Regions from separate parts of the Homo sapiens genome. Here region 2 is linked to region 1. Evidence: read pairs that join two places in POLR2A ChIA-PET (ENCODE). Cell type or tissue: Caco-2. All regions are shown on one strand. Links, peaks and the distances in the headings refer to the core of each region. The heading gives the core; the rest is flanking DNA. Region 1 overlaps LINC01863 (long intergenic non-protein coding RNA 1863). Region 2 overlaps LINC02995 (long intergenic non-protein coding RNA 2995).

The links. ChIA-PET counts read pairs that join two places held together with the same protein. Peaks named below come from ENCODE experiments on the same cell type or tissue, not always from the same donor. Only the 100,000 strongest peaks of a DNase experiment are listed, where the experiment ranks them.
Region 2: POLR2A ChIA-PET joins it to region 1 with 6 read pairs; 2 of 35 experiments call an interaction of 5 or more read pairs at or near these places.

Annotation. Positions count from the first base shown.
Region 1 is chr5:173,650,720-173,656,105 of GRCh38, reverse strand. The region is part of intron 2 of LINC01863 (long intergenic non-protein coding RNA 1863); the gene reads right to left. Among named protein-coding and RNA genes, the nearest start is that of LINC01863, 11 kb to the right of the region's middle. In Caco-2, for the core only: no CTCF peak of the experiment used is centred there; no DNase peak of the experiment used is centred there.
Region 2 is chr5:173,579,814-173,585,199 of GRCh38, reverse strand. It overlaps LINC02995 (long intergenic non-protein coding RNA 2995), which reads right to left. Exons shown (of 4, transcript NR_027108.2): 2 at 4,825-4,971; 3 at 1,292-1,922; 4 at 132-1,090. Among named protein-coding and RNA genes, the nearest start is that of LINC02995, 2.9 kb to the right of the region's middle. In Caco-2, for the core only: a CTCF peak has its summit at 3,348 (motif pointing right); a DNase peak (open chromatin) is centred at 3,359.

The DNA.
Region 1 (5,386 bases), core at 387-5,386:
GTTCAGGATAAAAGGCAATGTGAGGGGTCAGTGGATGGCCAGCATCAACTGCCAGACAGATGGAGAAGGTCATCTCGGACTTTCCAGCCCAGTCAGCTCCAGCTGAATGCAGCCTTGTGAGAGAGTCCAGGCAAAACCAGCAGCCCATGAAATTATGAGAAATAATAGACCATTATTGTTCCAAGCCACTATGTTTTGGGGTGGTTTGTTATACAGCAAAAGGTAACTGATATACCCCAGATCTTTATTGTCAACTGGGTAGCAAATGTTTTTAGAAAGCAACATTGAGCAAATATTTCCGGGGCATTTAACTTGATTTTCATAGAAACGTGATGGTCTTCGTTTTCTGCTCTAATTGCACTGATTTATAAAGTATTTGATGAAAGTATAGAATTACAGTTATAATCCCAGTGGTATAAACAGGCTTAAGGACCAATACAACCTGACTCTGATGAGCCCAGAAGTCACCTGGTGGGAGCAGAAGGATGCAAACATACCAGAAAGCAGCCAAAGCTTGTTAGCACCATGGGTGTCCAGGAGCATCAGAGGAATGGAGAGCACTGGGGAATCCAGCCACTCTCTGTAATAGAGGTTGGTAAAGAGAGCTTTTACCCTGTTGTTAAGAAAGAAAATTAGCTACAGAGAAATTCACTTGGTAGGATCCAACTGTAGAAAAACAAAACCAACATGTCTGTTCATGTTAGTATGACAACACGGAGAATGATCTAGAAGGATACATGCCAGACTTGTCATGGCTACCTCAGGGCTAAGAGTGGGAATAAAGAGGGAAAGGAGACATGGGGCAAAAGCACTGTAGCAAAATGCAAAATGTACATGGCTTTAAGTAAAAACAAATAGAAAGTAAAATCAATGAAAGATGATGGGATAGTAGGCAGTTCTGAGCTTGAATTTTCTTTCTTTAGTAGTTTTTATAATAAAGAGCAGAGGAAAAAAAACTACACTCTCAGATATATGCCATAGTATCTTGTGATTTTTATGCCAATGACATATTGTTATAATCCACCAAAAATAATTTCCCTCTGCCCTATATCTGCATATTCATTAGTTGGTATATTTTCTATAATATTTAGCACTTTCTAACTGGCTTTATTTGCATATATTTTTATATTTTGTTATTTGATTATAAGGTACTTGAGGGTACAAAATGGTACCTTACATAACTGGGCATCTTCAAAGTGCCTTGTTCATAATAGGCGATCAATAAATGTTTCTTAGATGAAAGGGGAAAGAAAACCTCACTCTGATGGCAGTTGACTAGGGAGAGATCCAGGAGGTAGTCAATTCAATCTCCGGAAGAGCTCGCAGCAAGTGCATTAGTCAGGGCACAGCAAATGACAACAGAGCCAGACTCTCACCTGCTTTTTAAGCAATGAGGAAATACATTTTCTCACATAGCCTGATGTCCGGAGGCAGGAGAGCTGCAGTTCCCAGCAACTCACCCAGATTCAAAGTGCCCCAGAGAAGATGAGAAGTACTTTCTTTCCGTGTTATTTTCTTAGAAATATGGAAACCTGGTGGAGACTCATATAAAAATGGTGGATAGGAGGCAAGACTAACTTGCAGCTCCCATTCGGATGGACAGAGTAGCAGGTGGAAACTCACGTGAACTTTCGCTCTAAGAACTACCAAGGGAACATACCAGGAAAGCCAAGAGAATGAGAATCCACAGACCCTTTAAAGGAGGTGGATTGCCACCGCGGGCTGCGTGGAACTGCCAAGGAACTGTGAGTCTGCTTGTTTTCTCGGCTGGGAGGCTTGTAGCCTGGGGCAAGTTCTCAGCCCTGCTCACCCGCTGCCTGTAAATAAATCCTGTGCTGTTGGGGGTGCATGGTGAGAGTGGCCTTTCAGGCTGTGGGCTGCATGGGAGCTGGGTGAAGCCTGTGGCTGCCAGCTTTCCCCCAATTCCCTGGTAACCTGTGTGACACAGCAGAGGCAGACATAGTCCCCTGGGAACATAAATCCACTGGCCTGGGAATCACACCCCCATCCCCCACAGCAGCTGCAGCAAGCCTGGCCCAATGAGAGGCTGAGCTCAGACATGCCTAACCCTTCCCTCACTTGGTGGTCTTTCTCTACCTGCCCTGATAGCTAAAGACAAAGGACATAATCTCCTGGGAGCTCTATGGCCCCGCCCACTACCTGACCGTAGGGCAGTCTTGTATCTTTCCTCTACTACTGTAGCTGATGAGCTCTTGAAAATGTCACCTCCTGGCCAGAGGCCAACCAACTCAAAACCAGTGCACTAAACAAAAATACAACCCAGGGCCCTCAGAGTCGACTTCACTCCCCTGCTACCTCCACTGGAGCAGGTTCTGCTATCCACAGCTGAGAGACCTGAAGACGGTTCACATCACAGGACTCTGTGCAAACACCTCCAGTACCAGCCCAGAGCCTGGTGGCCCTGCTGGTTGGCTAGATCCAGAAAAGAAATAACCCTCATTGCATTTCAGCTCTCAGGGAGCCCTATCCTTGGGAGAAGGGGAGAGCACCAAATCAAGGGAGCACCCCATGGGACAAAAGAATCTGAACAGCAGCCCTTGAGTCCCAGATCTTTCCTTTGACATAATCTACCCAAATGAGGAGGAACCAGAAAAACAATTCTGGTAATATGACAAAACAAGGTTCTTTAGCACTCCCAAAAGATCACATTAGCTCACCAGCAATGGATCCAAACCAAGACAAAAATCTCTGATTTGCCAGAAAAACAATTCAGGAGGTCTACTATTAAGCTACTCAAGGAAGCACCAGAAAAAGCTGAAGTCCAACTTAAAGAAATAATAATAAAAAAAGATACAGGATATGAATGGAAACATCTCCAGTGAAATAGATAGCATAAATTTTAAAAATTCACAACCTCTGGAAATAAAGGATACACTTAGAGAAATGAGAAATGCACTGGAGAGTCTCAGCAATAGATTGAACAAGTAGAAGAAAGAACTTCAGAGCTCGAAGACAAGCCTTTCAAATTGACCCAATCCAACAAAGAAAAATAAATTTTAAAAAATTAACAAAGCCTCCAGGAAGTTTGGGATTATGTTTAAAAGACCAAACCTAAGAATAATTGGTGTTCCCAAGGAAGAAGAGAAATCTAAAAGTTTAGAAAACATATTAGAGGGAATAGTCAAGGAAAACTTTCCCAGCTCTGCTAGAGATCTAGACATCCAAATACAAGAAGATCAAAGAACACCTGGGAAATTTGTCATAAAAAGATCATTACCTTGGCACATAGTCATCAGATTATCTAAAGTCAAGACAAACAAAAGAATCTTAAGAGCTGTGAGGTGAAAGCATCAGGTAACCTATAAAGGAAAACCTATCAGATTAACAGCAGATTTCACAGCAGAAACCCTGCAAGCTAGAATGGGATTGGGGTTCTGTATTTACCCTCCTTAAACAAAACAATTATCAGCCAAGAATTTTGTATCCAGTCCTATGTTTGCCCTCCTTAAACAAAACAATTATCAGCCAAGAATTTTGTATCCAGCAAAACTAGGCTTCATAAATGAAGGAAAGATAATCTTTCAGACAAACAAATGCTGAGAGAATTTGCCACTACCAAGCCAACACTATAAGAAATGCTAAAAGGAGCTCTAAATCTTGAAACGAATCCTCGAAATACACAAAAATAGAATGTTCTTAAGGCATAAATCTCACAGGATCTATTAAAACACACACACACACACACACACACAATGAAAAAAAAAAACACAAGGCATTTAGGTAACAAATACCACAATGAATAGAATAGTACCTCACATGTCAATACTAACATTGAATGTAAATGGCCTAGATGCTTCACTTTAAAGATACAGAATAGCAGAATGGGTAAGAATTCATCAACCAAGTATCTGCTGTCTTCAAGAGACTCACCTGACACATAAGGACTCATATAAACTTAAGGCAAATGGGTGAGAAAAGATATCCCATGCAAATGGATACCAAAAGTGAGCAGGAGTAGCTATTCTTATATCAGACAAAACAAACTTTATAGTAACAGTTAAAAAAAGACAAAGAGGGACATTATATAACGATAAAAGAACTAGTCCGACAGGAAAATATCACAATCCTAAATATATGTTCACCTAACACTGCAGCTCCCAAATTTATAAAACAATTACTACTAGACCTAAGAAATGATATAGATGGCAACACAATAAAAGTGGGGGACTTCAGTACTCCACTGACAGCACTAGACAGAGCATCAAGACAGAAGGTAAACCAAGAAACAACGGACATAAACTATACCCTAGAACAAATGGACTTAACAGATATTTACAGAACATTCTACCTAACAACTGCAGAATATACCTTCTATTCAGCAGCACATGGAACATTCTCCAAGACAGACCATATGACAGGCCACAAAACAAGTCTCAACAAATTTAAGAAAATCAAAATTATATCAAGTGTGCTCTCAGACCACAGTGGAATAAAATTGAAAATCAACTCAAAAAGGAACCCTCAAAACCATGCAAATACATGGAAATTAAATAACTTGTTCCTGAATGATCATTGGGTCAGCAATGAAATCAAGATGGATATTTAAAAATTCTTTGAACTGAAAAATAATAGTAAGCCTATCAAAACCTCTGGGATACAGTAAAAGCAGTGCTAAGAAGAAAGTTCATAGCATTAAATGCCTACATCAGAAAGTCCAAAAGAGCATAAATAGGCAATCTAAAATCACAACCCAAGAAGCTAGAGAAACAATCAAACCCAAATCCAGCAGAAGAAAATAAATAATCAAGATCAGAGCAGAATTAAATAAAATTGAAACCAAAAAATACAAAAGATAAATGGAACAAAAAGCGTGTTCTTTGAAAAGATAAATAAAATTGATAAACCATGAGATTAACCAAGTAAAGAAGATAGAAGATCCAAATAAGCTCAATTAGAAATGAAACGGGAGATATTACAACTGATACCACAGAAATACAAAAGATCATCCAAGGCTACTATGAACACCTTCAGTTGCATAAACTAGAAAACCTAGAAGAGATGGATAAATTCCTGGAAATATACCACCCTCATAGATTAAACCAGGAAGACATAGAAACTCTGAACAGACCAATAACAAGGAGCAAAATTGAAAAGGTAATTAAAAAGTTACCAACAAAAAAAAATCCAGGACCAGACAGATTCACAGCTGAATTATATCAGACATTCAAAGAAGAATTGGTACCCATCCTATTGACGCTATTCCAAAAGATAGAGAGACAGGAAACCCTTTCTAAGTTATTCTATGAAGCCAGTATCACCAAAAACAGGAAAGGACATAACAAACAAACAAACAAACTACAGACCAATATCCCTGATGAACACAGATGCAAAAATCCACGAAATACTAGCTAATTAAATCCAACAG
Region 2 (5,386 bases), core at 322-5,321, 71 kb after region 1:
ACTTGCTCCTCCCCACCTTCCACCATGATTGTGTGACCTCCCCAGCCATGTGGACTATAAGTCCATTAAACCTCTTTTTCTTCCCAGTCTCAGGTATGCCTTTATCAGCAGCATGAAAACAGGCTAATATATACCCCCAAAGTTAGATACTTTATCATATTACAGTTGTGTGGATTTGGATTTGCAGGACTCAGCTGGTTGATTCTCTTGATGAATGTGGTGCCAACGGAGGTCACTCCATGGTAATCAGCCTGTAGGTGTGCTGGGCTGGTCTAGAGATCCCAGGATGGCTTCACTTACATGTCTGGTGACATTGGCTGGTGGGGGCTGGCTGCAAGGCTGGGCTCAGCTAGGACCACAAACAGAGCTCCTGAACATGGTTTCAGCAACCTGGTGGTATTAGGGCAGTTGATTACATGGCAGCTTCAAGCTCCCAGAGAGTGTCCTAAGAGAGGTGAAGTGAACTGCCACCCTCTAAAAAGCCCAGGCCTGGAAACTGACAAGCACCACTTCTGCTGTATTCTGTTGGTCAAGTAGTCACAAGCCTGCCCAGGGCACCCCACCTCACCTCTCCATGCAGGGAGTGACAAGGAATTTGGGACCATCTTCAATCCACTACAGTCCCCATTCTCCACTTGCAGTCCGAATTCCCCCACAGGCAGCCTTTCTGTGTATCTGATGTGCGTCCTTGAATTTGAACATAGTGTCTAACGTAAGCTACCTAAATCTGTGTGGACATCCCCTTCCTTGCTTCTGACTGATAGATGCTTCTCCAAGGTGTACACCCACCACATTTACTTCTGTCTTCCCCAGGGATGGGTGCCTGAGTGGCCAACGCCCCTGCCAGAAACAATGCTGAATGAGCACCTCCCCACATGCCCCTTTTGGACAAAAAGTGTCTCTGCGCCGCATACCGAGGAGTGGCATTGCTGTGGGCAGAAGACTTACGCAGTCGACTTGAACCAGCACCATCAGACAGCCTCCGGAGTGGCTGCACCTTCTCATACTCCCTTGCAGAGAACAAGGGTTCCTCTTCCCCCCCTACTCCAGCTAACACTTGGCATTAGCTGACTTTCTAATTTTTGCTGACCTGATGAGTGTACAGAGTAAAGTTTCATGTTGAACTTTTAAAACAAAGGGGGAAAATACAGAGGGAAAAGAATAGGAAGGAAAGTGGTTAGGAGGGAAGGAAATGGCAGCTGGCTAAGTGGGAAGAATTGGGAAGTCAAGTTTTCTGGACTGCACAGTACCCTACAGAATCCTAGGGGCCATCAGAGCAGCTGCAGGTCACCTTGTGGAAAAGTGCAAAATACAGTTTAGACATTTGGAATTTGGCTTCCTGGCAGCCTGGCTGGAAGGTGTTGGTTCCACAGGGCCAAGGCTGGCTGTGCCTGCCTCCCTCTGGGTCCTGGAAGCTGAGGGAGGTGGACCAGCCTCCAGCTCCCAGGTTCTTATGCTCCTCCTATTTATCTCTCAGTCCTTTCCTGGCAGCCAGAGAGTCCATCTTTAGCGGGGACCTGTACAGTATTGTTTTAATCTTCAGCTCTCTCTGCTTCCTCTCTGTTCCCTTCCTCCCTTCCTCTTCTCCTTGTCTACCACACAGAACAGATGTGGAAAAAGCCAGGCCTTTAGGAACATCTGCTGAGACACCAGCTGCCTTCCTCCTGGGCTAAGGAAACTGTGACCCCTCTGATTATTGGGTTTCATCCAAGGACCTCAGTTCTCTGGCCAGAATATTTGCATCGAAGTCAGCAAGGTCTTCTAGCTATTTAAGAGAATTTGCTAAATCCCTGAAGATCTGTACATATAGAAGGAAGGGAGAGATGCTATTTTTTAAACATTGGCTGCAGTTGGAGCTGGCTGGCCCAGAAGTGCAGAATTCCCAATGCTTCCCAAGGAGCATGCATCACTCTCGGAAATACCTGGACACATAGGAGAGGTATAGGAAAAATGAGTTGAGTTGTTCTGATTAAGAAAGGAACTGCAATTTGGAACTTGATCAGCAGCTGCATGCTGACTGCTAGAGGAAGAAGGGTTTGTTTCTGTTTTTGTTTCTTTGTTTTTTTGGGAGGGGACAAAGTGATTTCTGAAAGAGAATGAGAGGGCCTAGAAGTAAAAATGAGGCAGAGGGAATTGGAGGAGGAAATGGCCAGTGATAAATTCCTCCTAGCAGGAGTTCCCCGCCCAGATGGGGACTTCAGTGTAGAATCATTTACTTTGGGGATGACACCTCTTGTTAACTGCAGACCTGCAGGAAACATCTGCTAAACTTGACAGCTGTGAGCTGCTGGTGGTCATTGAAAGACCAGCATTAAGTTGACAGGCAGAAAGAAAACACAGTCCCGGGGGAAGAAAGGAATGAGATGGGAGTGCTCAGTGTGAACAGGAAATCAGAGCCAGGGATGACCAGTAAAATATAAGCCCTGGGGGAATCTAGAAACATCTTGGAAAGGGCCCAAGGCTTTTCCATAACATGTGGACTGGGAGGCTCTCGGGAAGGACCCCAGACTGGTGAACTTGGGAATATGCAAGCTGAAGGCATCTGGGATACACGAGTGGGTGCACACACGCACATGCGCACACACGCACATGCACACTCACACGCACACATGCACACACTGCAGATCCCCTAGAGTAGTGGTCCTCAACCTTGGCTGCACATTTGAATTGCCTGGGGCTTTAAAAAATGCCAGAGCCTACCCTCACCCCAATGCCACCAAACCAATGACATCAGAATCTGTGGGAATCAGACCCACACGTCAGGTTTTCAAAGCTCCCAGGGCTGAGCAGCATTGTTCTACAGCCTGACAGCTCCAGCTGCCTGGAGAGCAGATGCCATTTACAGTCTCCTGCAACCAAAGACTCGCCTGAACCATCGTGCCCTTCCATCACACACCATACCCAGGCCTTCTCCCTTCCTTTCTCACCACCTCCCCTACCCGCTTCCCAACAGATCTCCTCCCACAGTCACAAGATAAGACACAGGCGCCCAGTGGAATTTAAGCCTGAGAGAAACCACAAATAATTTTGTTTAATATAAGTATGAGTTGTGTAAAATTAGTAGATGTCATGCAACATACTCATACTAAAAGTTATTTGTGATTTCTCTAAAATTCAAATTTAACCAGGCATCCTGTGTTTTTAGTTGCTAAATCTGACAATCCTAGATAGAGACAACTTAAAAACAAATAGAGAGTGTCCTTCCTCGACAAGGGACAGAGATCTGGTACCACCACTAGCACTAGACCCAGAGTCAAAGCCCAGGGCTCCTGGGCTGAGGCCCCTGGGAGAATCAGCAAAGCTTTTCGCCTTCCCCACACGTGCTGTGGGCGCGCAGTACTGCAAGTTATCACCACCAGAGGGCGCACTCTGAGTAGGCGGGAGGAGCCCGCAGGGACAAGACCCCAATCCACAGATGCTTAGAGAGACAGTGAGGGCGCAATCCCCAAAGGAGCATTAGTGTTCAACTGGTGGGGTCCAGGGACATTTCTTCCTCTTCTAAACTAAATGATCCCGAAGACACCTGAGATTCAATGAGAGAGAAGGGTGAGCCCGGGGTAGAATGGTAAGACTCAAAACCTGGCAGGTTTCTTTTACAGTGATTTATTGCTTTGATTTTTAAAAATTGCACAAATAAAATAGACCATTCAGAATTAAACGTGGAAGTCCTCCTTTTAATGTCCCCATTCACCTGCCTCGCATGTGTGTCATGGATCTTCCTAGATCTACTTCTACGCACGTGAGTGCGTGTGTGTGTGTGTGAGTGTGTCTGTGTGAGTGTGTGTGTATGTGTGTGTAATATGGGTTTGTTGGTTAAATTCTTTACACAAATCCCATCAGAATATGTATGTAGATAATTTCTAGAAATTTCTTTTTTCATCTAATAGATTTTGAGGAGGATCACTCTGTGACATAGGCAATATTAATTTCATTTACTCTTCACAATGACCCTATGAGGTAGGGGCTAGTGTTATCGTCCGTTATACAGATGGAGAAACTGTGACACAGAAAGGCTAAGTGAGTTGCACAAGATCACACAGCAAGTAAGTGGCAAAGCTGGGATTGAAACCTAGGCTATCTGGCTTTGGAGCACGAATGCTTAATCACTCTTCTGCAATACTTGGCTTTAACCACTGCATCACAGTCTAGCCTAGAGATGGACCATAGTATATTTATAACCACTGCCCTTTTGATCCATATGCAGGCTGTGTCCAGGGTTCCACTAGTATAAAAAAGGATGCAGAGAAGAGCTTTGTGCAGCAGCCAGAGGGGTTCTTGCAGGGTAGTGGCCCAGCTGTGGAGTATGCACAGGTTACATTCCAATAAATACTGTTAGATTTTATTCCCAAGAGGTTGAAACTTTCCCATTCCCAGCAGTTGTGTTAGTGTGCCCATCCCCCTTGGTGCCATCGAGGGCATGCAGGCAGAAGGAACAGCCTGTGGAGAGGGGCGTGGATATGGTTTGGGGAATGGCAAGAAGTCCAGTGAGGCTGAAGGTTGGGTTGTAGTTGCTGGTTGCGAATGTAATCTATTTTATGCTCTGCAAATTTGATACACGATACCACGATATTTCATTGTAGTTTTTGTTTGCATTTCCCCAATTACCAGGAAGCAATATCATCTTTTTGTGTGTTTATGAGCCATTTGTGTTTTTTCTTCTGTAAACTTTATGTTCATATTTTTACACTTTCCCAATGGGATGTTTATCTTCTTGGTTTGTAGGTGCTCTAGTATTATGGGATGTTAGTCTTTTGTCAGTTACATTTGCACGAATATTATCTCATGGCGTGTTGCTCTTACAAACTCAAGTTTTTAGATAGTAACCTGGATTGTCAAATGCGACAAGACGGTTTCTCAGTCACAGCTGTGGAATGTGTAACGAGACAACCTCTCTGAAGGGCAGCTTGGTAATAGATACCAAATGTGCTTTAAATCGTGTACACTTGCTGATGCTGGTATTCTATATCCATCCTAAGGAAAGATCAGGGATAAAGACAGCAAGTTAGCTCTGAAGATGGTCATTCCAGTTTTGTTAATGATGTAACAATTTGAGAACCTTTACATGTCCAGTAATAGCGCATTGGAAAAATCAATTACATCTTAATCACTGGCAGGAATATAATGTTACCATGAAAAAAGATGCAATAAAACTGTGTTTTTGACTGTACTAGTAAATGAAAAAATTGATAGCATGAAAGATTTTGTCCAGTATTATTCCATTTTTGTAAAAATGTTTAAAGTTCAGGCTGATAAGATATACCCCAAAATGTTGATAATGATTTTTCTCTGCATGGAGCTATTATGGGGTAATCTTTACTGTCTTATTTTTGCTACTCTAAATTTTTTTTAAATTTCTACAAATAATATTAATTACTTTTATAATAAA